2 separate regions of the Homo sapiens genome follow, and region 2 is linked to region 1. A link is a loop called in an ENCODE intact Hi-C map of the cell type or tissue named here. Cell type or tissue: heart left ventricle. All regions are shown on one strand.

Evidence for each region. Peaks named below come from ENCODE experiments on the same cell type or tissue, not always from the same donor. Only the 100,000 strongest peaks of a DNase experiment are listed, where the experiment ranks them.
Region 2: it touches region 1 in a loop (2.3-fold over the local background); 5 of 110 quality-filtered maps call a loop at or near these places.

Annotation. Positions count from the first base shown.
Region 1 is chr3:12,717,640-12,722,639 of GRCh38, reverse strand. No RefSeq gene overlaps it. Among named protein-coding and RNA genes, the nearest start is that of TMEM40, 39 kb to the left of the region's middle. RefSeq lists an enhancer at 2,565-2,614. In heart left ventricle, CTCF peaks have their summits at 2,183 and 2,387; a DNase peak (open chromatin) is centred at 2,479; H3K4me3 peaks cover 422 bases.
Region 2 is chr3:12,761,205-12,766,204 of GRCh38, reverse strand. It overlaps a transcript of TMEM40 not described here. Among named protein-coding and RNA genes, the nearest start is that of TMEM40, 4.4 kb to the right of the region's middle. In heart left ventricle, no CTCF peak of the experiment used is centred here; a DNase peak (open chromatin) is centred at 2,666.

The sequences.
Region 1 (5,000 bases):
AGACCAGGGCAACTGTGGAACTCACATCGTTTGCTTCCCCTCTCTGGGGGTCACAGCCTTCCACTGTCTGATGTCCAATGTCTAAAAATGGTTGTTTCACATGTGTTGTCCGATTTTTAGTTGTTTCCAGTGGGAGGCAAACCCAGTCTCTGTTACTCCATCTTTGCAGTGCTGATGGGTTTCATAACAAGGAAGCCACTGGTGACTTGATCCAGAGCAGTTTCAGGGGAGTGCTAAGGGCAGAGTTCAGGGTGGAGTCAAGTGAGCGAGCCTAGTTGGTGAGGGAGTAGAAACATGTAGACATGGAGTGTAGAAAACTTTTTCAAGTTATTTGGCTAAGAAAGGTGTCCCAGGGGAACCTTGACAAGATCCCTTTCTTTCTTTTTCTTTTCTTTTCTTTTTTTTTTGAAACTGAGCCTTGTTCTGTTGTCCAGGCTGAAGTGCAGTGGTGTGATCTTGGCTCACTGCAACCTTCGCCTCCTGGGTTCAAGCAAGTCTCCTGTCTCAGCCTCCCGAGTAGCTAGGATTACAGGCACACACCACCACGCCCAGCTAATTTTTGTATTTTAAGTAGAGATGGGGTTTCACCATGTTGGTCAGGCTGGTCTCGAACTCCTGACCTCAGTTGATCCGCCTGCCTCGGCCTCCCAAAGTGCTGGGATTATAGGCAAGGTTCCTTTCAATTGACCTCAAGCCTATATTCTTGATGAATTTCCCACACCAACACTCTTTGGTTGGAGTAAAAACTAAAGGAAATAATTTGGTAAGATTCAAAGGCAGCTGTCAACCCTTGAGGTCACTGTATCACTCATTCAGTGAGTCATTTAGTCACTCATTCAATCAGTCACTTATTCATTCAGTCAGTCATTTAGTCATTCATCAAACTTTTTTTTTGAGACAGAGTCTCGCTCTGTCACCCAGGCTGGAGTGCAGTGGCATGGTCTCGGCTCACTGAAACCTCCGCCTCCCGGGTTCAAGCGGTTCTCCTACCTCAGTCTCTTGAGTAGCTTGGACTACAGGCACGCACCACCATGCCTGGCTAATTTTTTGTATTTTAGTAGAGATGGTGTTTCACCATGTAGCCCAGGCTGGTCTCAAACTCCTGAGCTCAGGCAATCCGCCCACCTCGGCCTCCCAAAGTGCTAGGATTATAGGCATGAACCATGGCACCCGGCCTCATTCATCAAACTTCTATTGAGACTTCACTCTGTGTGCCAGGCTCTGCTGAGACTGAGATGAGTAAACACTTACTGGCTACCTGACTGTGTTTTAGACAAGGGGTAAACAAAGCCAGCCCAAAGTCTTAGCAATTCTCAGTGAGGTGATTTTTGCCCTGGCCACCATCCTGCCGCACCACCAACCAGGGAACATTTGGCAATGCCTGGAGACACTTTTAGTTGTCACAACCATGGTGAGGAGGGCGCAACTGGCATCTGGTTTGTAAAGGCCAGGGATACTCCCAAATGCCCTGCAGTGCACGGGCTAGGCCTCCATAACAATGAATTCTCCAGCCTCAGACGGCAATAGTGCTGAAGCTGAGAAACTCTGTTGTAGCTTCAACTCTAGTGGAGGAAGATGGAGGTAAGAAAAATGTGTCAGAGGGTGCTAAGTGCTATGTAAGAAGAGGGGGCTGGGCACAGTGGCTCACGCCTGTAATCCCAGCACTTTGAGAGGCCGAGGAAGGTGGATCACCTGAGGTCAGGAGTTTGAGACCAGCCTGGCCAACACGGTGAAACCCTGTCTCTACTAAAACTACAATAATTAGGTGGGCATGGTGGTGGGTGGCTGTAATTCCAGCTACTTGAAAGGCTGAGGCAGGAGAATCGCTTGAACCCAGGAGGTGGAAGTTGCAGTGAGCACTCCAGCCTGGGTGACAAGAGTGAAACTCAGTGTCAAAAAAAAAAAAAAAAAAAAAAAAGCAGGGGACAGGGAGTGCTGGGGAAGTGCTCACTGAAAAGATGACGTTGGGCAAAGGAAGTGAAGGACTAGCTATGCGGCTGTCTGGAGGAAAAGTGTTTCAGGCAGAAGGAATAGCAAGTACGAAGCCCCTGAGGCAGAAACAAGCAGGGCAAATTGGAGGAGCAGCCAGAAAACAAAGAAAATAAAATATTAAAAAAGGATACATACATACAGGTAATAAAACTGTAAGGAAAGTGAAAAGATAAACACCTGCTGGGGAGAAGGAGGGAGAGAAGCAGGGCCAGTGTCTAATGCGCTGGCAATGCTTTGTTTTTGTAGGTGGTGGTTACACAATAGATACACAATATCTATTTTCCAAGCTGTATGTATATCCTAGATACTTTTCTGTATGTTATATTTCACAATAAAGACGATTTAAATCATGTGTTAGTCTTTACTGTTTGCTCAACTGTGGGTGCTATTACAGGGCATAGACACAAGAGGGGGCGCTAACCAATGAGCAGCGGCAAAGCAGTGTTTCCTAGCAACGGGGAAAACGTTGAAGCAGAAACTTCCTTCAGAGTGGTTAACTGATGGATTCTGGCTGCTGCCCCTGACAGGTCGGCCAGAGTCCACTTCGCACCCTGGAGGCGTCTCTGCAGGGTCTGGAGTGTCACTGACTTTTGTGGGGAGTAGAGCTCTTCTCCCAAATGCGAAATCGGGTCTGCAGAACACGAGAGGTTGCTCCCTTGTGCCGCGGAGCTTTCTTCTCCTGCCAATGTTAGATAATAACGACGTCCTCATTAACAGATGCCATTATTAATATCATTAGTAACAGAGGGCTCTTATCCGTAAGACTCCAAACAAGTCGTAGTGTTTCCCTCGAAAAACGGAGGAAATTAAAGAATGGAAAGGAGGGACCTTGCCTCCAGCCTTCTAAGACCTCAGGTCTTCTAAGACCTCAGGTCTCTCTCTCTCTCTGTCTGTCTCTCTCTCTGTCTCTGTCTCTCTCTGTCTCTCTCTCTCTCCTCTCTCCTCTCTCCTTCTCCTCTGTCTCTCACTCCTCTCTCTCCTCTCTCTCTCCTCTGTCTCTCACTCCTCTCTCTCTGTCTCATACGCACACAAAGAGAGAGAGGTTTTTCAAGATTTGGGATGCGGTGGAAGTTTTCAAGATTGCTGGCCGGTCATGGTGGCTCACATCTGTAATCCCAGTATTTTGGGAGGCCGAGGGCAGATCACCTGAGGTCAGGAATTCAAGACCAGCCGGGCCAACATGGCAAAACCCCGTCTCTACTAAAAATACAAAAATTAGCTGGGCGTGGTGGTGCGCGCCTATAATCCCAGCTACTCTCAGAAGGCTGAGGCAGGAGAATCACTTGAACCCGGGAGGTGGAGGTTGAAGTGAGCCAAGATCATGCCGCTGAACTCCAGCATGGGTGACAAAGTGAGACCCCGTTTCAAAAGGGGAAAAAAAAAAGATTATTGACAAAGCAGAAGGTTTTATGATACACAGGTAAATATTAGGTAAATTTGAGGCTGAGTGGGATTATGGTAATGAATACCTACACTGTTAAAAGAAGTTACCCCAGACTTTATCTCACTTGACTTTACAATCACTTTGGTACCACTCCATTTTGGAGATGAAGAAACTGAGGCTTAGAGAGGTTAAACTGTGAGCATGCCAGAGCTTTCCTCCCAATCCAATTTACTAAAGAAGAAGTATTAACTAGCTTTTTTTTTTTTTTTTTTTTGAGGCGGAGTCTCGCTCTGTCGCTCAGGCTGGAGTGCAGTGGCGCTATCTCGGCTCACTGCAAGCTCCACCTCCCGGGTTCACGCCATTCTCCTGCCTCAGCCTCCCGAGTAGCTGGGACTACAGGTGCCCGCCACCGCGTCCGGCTAATTTTTTGCATTTTTAGTAGAGACAGGGTTTCACCGTGTTACCCAGGATGGTCTCGATCTCCTGACCTCGTGATCCACCCGCCTCGGCCTCCCAAAGTGCTGGGATTACAGGCGTGAGCCACCGCGCCCGGCCTTAACTAGCTTATTTTTAAGGGGTGGGGGAAGCTGTTAATTGTCTCTCATGCCTGTAATCCAGGACTTTGGGAGGCTGAGGCAGGCAGATCATGAGATCAGGAGTTCAAGACCAGCCTGGGGCCGGGCGCGGTGGCTCATGCCTGTAATCCCAGCATTTTGGGAGGCCGAGGCGGGTGGATCACGAGGTCAGGAGATCAAGACCATCCTGGCGAATACGGTGAAACCCCGTCTCTACTAAAAATACAAAAAATTAGCCGGGCAAGGTGGCGCACGCCTGTAGTCCCAGCTACTCGGGAGGCTGAGGCAGGAGAATGGCGTGAACCCGGGAGGCGGAGCTTGCAGTGAGCAGAGATCGTGCCATTGCACTCCAGCCTGGGCCACAGAGCAAGACTCCGTCTCAAAAAAAAAAAAAAAAAAAAAAAAAAAAAAAAGACCAGCCTGGCCAACATAGTGAAACCCCATCTCTACTAAAAATACAAAAATTAGCCGGGCGTGGTGGCTGGCACCTGTAGTCCCAGCTACTTGGGGGGCTGAGGGAACCCGGGAGGTGTAGGTTGCAGTGAGCTGAGATCGTGCCACTGCACTTCAGCCTGGGCGACACAGCGAGACTCTGTCTCAAAAAAAAAAAAAAATTGTCTCTCATAACCAAAGAAAGTTAAAACAATGGAGAGGTAGTTTATTTTCTCATTAAAATAGCAAAACTATTTTCAATCATAATACCTCACACTAGGAAGGCCTAGTGGAAACTGGCAGTCTTGTACGACGCTAACGGCAGCATAAACCAGTAGCCACTCATCGGGAGAGCAGTCTGGCAACACCCAGCAGAAGCCATAAAAATGTTCCTACCCTTTGATCCAGCAACCCAGGTTCTGGGAATCTATCCTAAGGACATAATTTGAAATTTAGGAAAAGGTGTATGTGCAAATATTGGTGGCAGCATTATTTATGTTGGTGAAAAATTGGAAACAACTAAGGGAAATGGGTGATCAAGGGCACAACTCTATTAAGTAACCTGAATGTCTCCTTTTTAAAAAAATGATGACTGCAAAAATTTTGAAAATTACCTG
Region 2 (5,000 bases), 44 kb before region 1:
AGAATCTGAACATCCACGCTACTCTGCAATAACAAGGAACAAGCTGGCCAGGCACAGTGGCTCATGCCTGTAATCCCAGCACTTTGGGAGACTGAAGTGGGAGGATTGCTTGAGCCCAGGAGCTTAAGACCAGCCTGAACAACATGGCAAAACCCTCTTTCTACTAAAAATACCAAAAAATTAGCCGGGCGCAGGTGGTGCACACCTGTAATCCCAGCTACTCAGTAGTCTAAGGTGGGAGAATCGCTTGAACGCGGGAGGTGGAGGTTGCAGTGAGCAGAGATGGTGCCCACTGCACTTCAGCCTGGGCAACAGTGCAAGACCATGTCTCAGAAAGAAAGAGGCTGGGCGCAGTGGTTCACGCCTATAATCCCAGCACTTTGGGAGGCGGGCAGATGACGAGGTCAGGAGATCGAGACCATTCTGATTAACACGGTGAAACCCAGTCTCTACTAAAAACACAAAAAATTAGCTGGGCGTGGTGGCAGGCGCCTGTAGTCCCAGCTACTCAGGAGGCTGAGGCAGGAGAATGGCGTGAACCCAGGATGTGGGGAGCTTGGAGTGAGCCGAGATCACGCCACTGCACTCCAGCCTGGGCAACAGAGCGAGACTCCGTCTCAAAAAAAAAAAAAAAAAAAGTAATCAAACAGCCATTTTTCTTTAGAACCCAAAGCAACCATTTAGTGGACCTTCTTGTCTCTCTTCAAACGGATCTCCAGCGATGGTTTGTTTGTATTGCTGCCCTCCAGTGATTGTCAAACTGGGTTCTCTGGCACCCCTGGGCTCTTCGTTGGCACCCCAAGGGCTGCCTGCAAGGCCAAGGTGATGTTGGTGTTCCCATCGACAGCCCATGGCTCCTACTTCAACCAGAAAAAAAAAAATCCACTTTGATCAGATAAGATTTCTTAAATTTTATTTGTCAAAAGGATTTTTCTGCTTAAAACAATAAGATTGTTGAGTACAAATCACTAGTTTTGCACAAATCAGAATGAGCTAGGATTGACTTTTCCTCTACTCCCTCTTTATTTTTTAAAAAAATTTAACTTCAGGCCAGGCGCGGTGGCTCATGCCTGTAATCCCAGCACTTTAGGAGGCCAAGGGAGGTGGATTACTTGAGGTCGGGAGTTCAAGACCAGACTGGCTTGTCTCTGCTAAAAATACAAAAATTAGCCAGGCATGGTGGCAGGTGCCTGTAATCCCAGCTACTCGGGAGGCTGAGGCAGGAGAATTGCTTGAACCTGGGAGGCGGAGGTTGCAGTGAGCCGAGATTGCGCCACTGCACTCCACCCTGGGCAATAGAGTGAGACTCTGTCTCAAAAAAAAACAAAAAACAAAACTTAAATATTAAAATATGTAAACCTGCCTCCTGGGTTTAACTTTAAGTTAATTTTAACTTTAAATTTAACTTTAGTCCTTGCCTTTTAAAGTAGGTGCAGGGACACAGGCATCTGAGGGTTAGGAGAGCCCTCAGGTAACGAGATCCAACTTTCTGCCTTCAGCCAAGGCAAGCTTTCATTATGCCCATTTTACAGGTGAAACAACTGAAGCCTGGAGGCCCAGGATGAGTAAGGCTTAATCTAGTTTAGGAATCTTTTAAGCTCCATCTCAAATGGCATCAGCTACGGCCACTGTTTCTCTAAGACCATAGATTGCAAGGATTCCAACGTGGACCAGAAGCTAACACTTCAAACATGGATTTAAGTGGCACGTGCAGGAGCTTCCAAATCTGTGAGTTAACTTGGAGTTTCTCCATGAAGGCATAGAAAGAGACCCAGGTTTCCAGTCAGGGAGACCTGAGTGAAGATCCTGACGCAGCCACTTCCCAGCCACGTGACCTTGAGCACATCATTTAACCTTTCTGAACCTCATTTTTCTCATCCATGAAATGGACACAATACTCTCCAATTTAGAGTTAATTTAATAGATGCTTTAAGATGACTAAGACAGGTGCTGCCCTCACAGACATCTTTCTGGTGACTAAAAATTCATGTAGCCGGGCACGGCAGCTCACACCTGTAATACCAACACTTTGGGAGGCTGAGGCGGGTGGATTATCTGAGGTCAGGAGTTCAAGACCAGCCTGGCCAACATGGTGAGACCCCCGTCTCTACTAAAAATACAAAAATTAGCCAGGTGTGGTGGGTGCCTGTAATCCCAGCTACTTGGGAGGCTGAGGCAGGATAATCACTTGAAGCCGGGAGATGGAGGCTGCAGTGAGCCGAAATCACGCCACTGTACTTCAGCCTGGGCGACAGAGTGAGACTCTGTCTCAAAAAAATTAAATAAAAATAAAAATAAACCTCATGTAAAGAACCAGGCTCCTGGGTGCTCATAGTAGGTAAACATTCTTTTCTCCATACACCTACAGGGCATCATTCTCAGACCTAGGAAGTCACTGGGGAGTTCCAATCAGCCTGAAGGATCCCACAGCCTCATCACAAGAACACCAAGGTATAGCAGGGGCTGACGTGTGCCAGGCGCTGCCTTGACCACTTTATATAAATATTCTCACCATGGATAGGGGCTGTGTCCCGCCATTTTTATGGATGGGGAGACTGAGGCTGAGCTGTCTAACTTGTCTCCAGAACACCCATGCCTGCTGAGTCAGGCAGGCCCCCGCTTGCAGTTCTGGAATTCAGGGAAGCTGGATGCCATGCTCAGCTGCTGAGCTGGCTCCCCCGGGCTGTCAGCTGTGCTCACAGGACAGTAGGAGGTTGTCCTATGAATCACCCCCTACACACAGGGCAATGAGGTCACCTCAGGATGGAGTTGAGCTGGGGCCTGCCTTACACTTCTGGCAGCTCTATCATGTCCCCTGAGATCTGCCCACAGCAAAGAGGTAGGAAACGCCCTGAGGTTCATCCATCCTGTACCAGGTACACACACAACCAGATGCTGTAGGAGGTGCAAAGAGGGAAACTAAGGCTCAGGGAGGGAAGTACCTGAACTTGGGAGTAGGAGGCAAACAGAAGGTAATGAACAGTTTTTTTGGAGCACCTACTATGTGCCAGGCATTTAAACCTTTTTTTTTTTTTTTTTTTTTTTGAGACAGAGTCTCACTCTGTCGCCCAGGCTGGAGTGCAGTGGCGCGATCTCGGCTCACTGCAAGCTCCGCCTCCCGGATTCACGCCATTCTCCTTCCTCAGCCTCCCGAGTAGCTGGGACTACGGGAGCCCGCCACCACGCCCGGCTAATTTTTTGTATTTTTAGTAGAGACGGGGGTTTCACTGTGTTAGCCAGGATGGTCTCCATCTCCTGACCTCGTGATCCACCTCAGCCTCCCAAAGTGCTGGGATTACAGGTGCGAGCCACCGCGCCCAGCTGCATTTAAACCTTTAAGTGGCAGGAAACATCACCCAGTCCAGTGGGGCTTATTTAAATACAGATTCTAGGTCCCACTCCTGGAGTTTCTGATTCAGGCCCGGGATGGGGTCTGAGAATTTGCATTTCTAAAAGGTTTCCAGGGGATGCTGTAGCAGCTGGTCCGGGGACTATATTTTGAAAATATCTAGTTCCACCTCCTTTCCTCTGCTTAGTGGTGGTCCTTAATTTTCTTCTTACATACCTCCAGAGACAGAGAACTCACTGTCTATTCAGTCAGCCTATTTCATGTCTAGATAGATCTTACTTTGAAGATATGAGCGTGTGTGCTTATGCTGAACTGAACACTCACTCTGTAGGCTCTCCCCTGTGGCCTCTGGACCACAGTGGTCTCATTAGAAAGGAGCAATTGGAGAAGACAGACTTATAATTAGACCCGGGGTCCCCCTCACCCTCACAGTACTCCAGCCTCTGCCAGTTCTACCTCTAAATCAGCACCATCCAATATAGAAGTTCTGTAGCTCCTGAAAACTTAAAATTTAAAAAAATTTTCAGTAACTATGTTAAAAATAGTAAAACGAAGCAGGTGACACTAATTTTAATAATATATCCAGACCAGGTGCTTTGGCTCATGCCTATAAATCCCAGCACTTTGGGAACCCAGGGCTGGAGAATCACTTGAGCCCAGGAGTTCAAGACCAGCCTGGGCAACACAGCAGACCCTTTCTCTACACAAAATTTTAAAAAGTAAAAGTTAACCGGGCATGGTGGTGCACACCTGTAGTCCCAGCTACTGGGGAGGCTGAGGTAGGAGGATCACTCGAGCCCATTTCAAGGTTACCATGAGCTATGATTGTACCACTGTACTCCAGCCTGGGCAAGAGAACAAGATCCTGTCTCTACAAAATAATAATAATATATCCAAATATCATTTTAATAGATAATCAATACAAAAATTATTAATGATCTATTATACATATATATGTTGTATATATATACATACATTTTTCATACCAAGTCTTTAAATCTAGTGTTATTTTACACTCACAGCACATTTCAATCCTGACCAGCCATGTGTCAAGGGCTCCATAACCGCATGTGGCTGGTGGCTACTGTTCGGACAGCAGAGCTGTAAACTTCCCACGACCCTGTCCCTAGTCCCCATCTCCCCTGCATGGCTCATGCTCACCCAGATGCTGGATCCTCACAGCTTCTCCACCAGTCCACAATGCAGCAGCCAAATCCTTATCTTTTTTCTTTTCTTTTTCTTTTTTTTTTGAGATGAGATCTCACTCTGTTGCCATGGTTGGAGTGCAGTGGTGTCATCTCTGCTCACTGAAACCTCCACCTCCCAGGCTCAAGTGATCCTCCCACCTCAGCCTCCCGAGTAGCTGGGACCACTGGCATGCACCACCACACCCAGCTAATTTTTTGTATTTTCAGTAGAGATGGAGTTTCACCATGTTGGCCAGGCCGGTCTTGAACTCCTGGACTCAAGTGATTCACCTGCCTCAGCCTCCCAAAGTGCTGGGATTATAGGCGTGAGCCACGGCTCCCAGGCAAAATTCTTATCTTAAACACAGGTTTGGTCATGTCCCTCTCAGGTGGCTCCCCATCCCTCTCAGGATGCCTGGCTGCTGAGGCCCTGCCTCTCTTGCTTCCTCCTCTCCCCTCTCCAT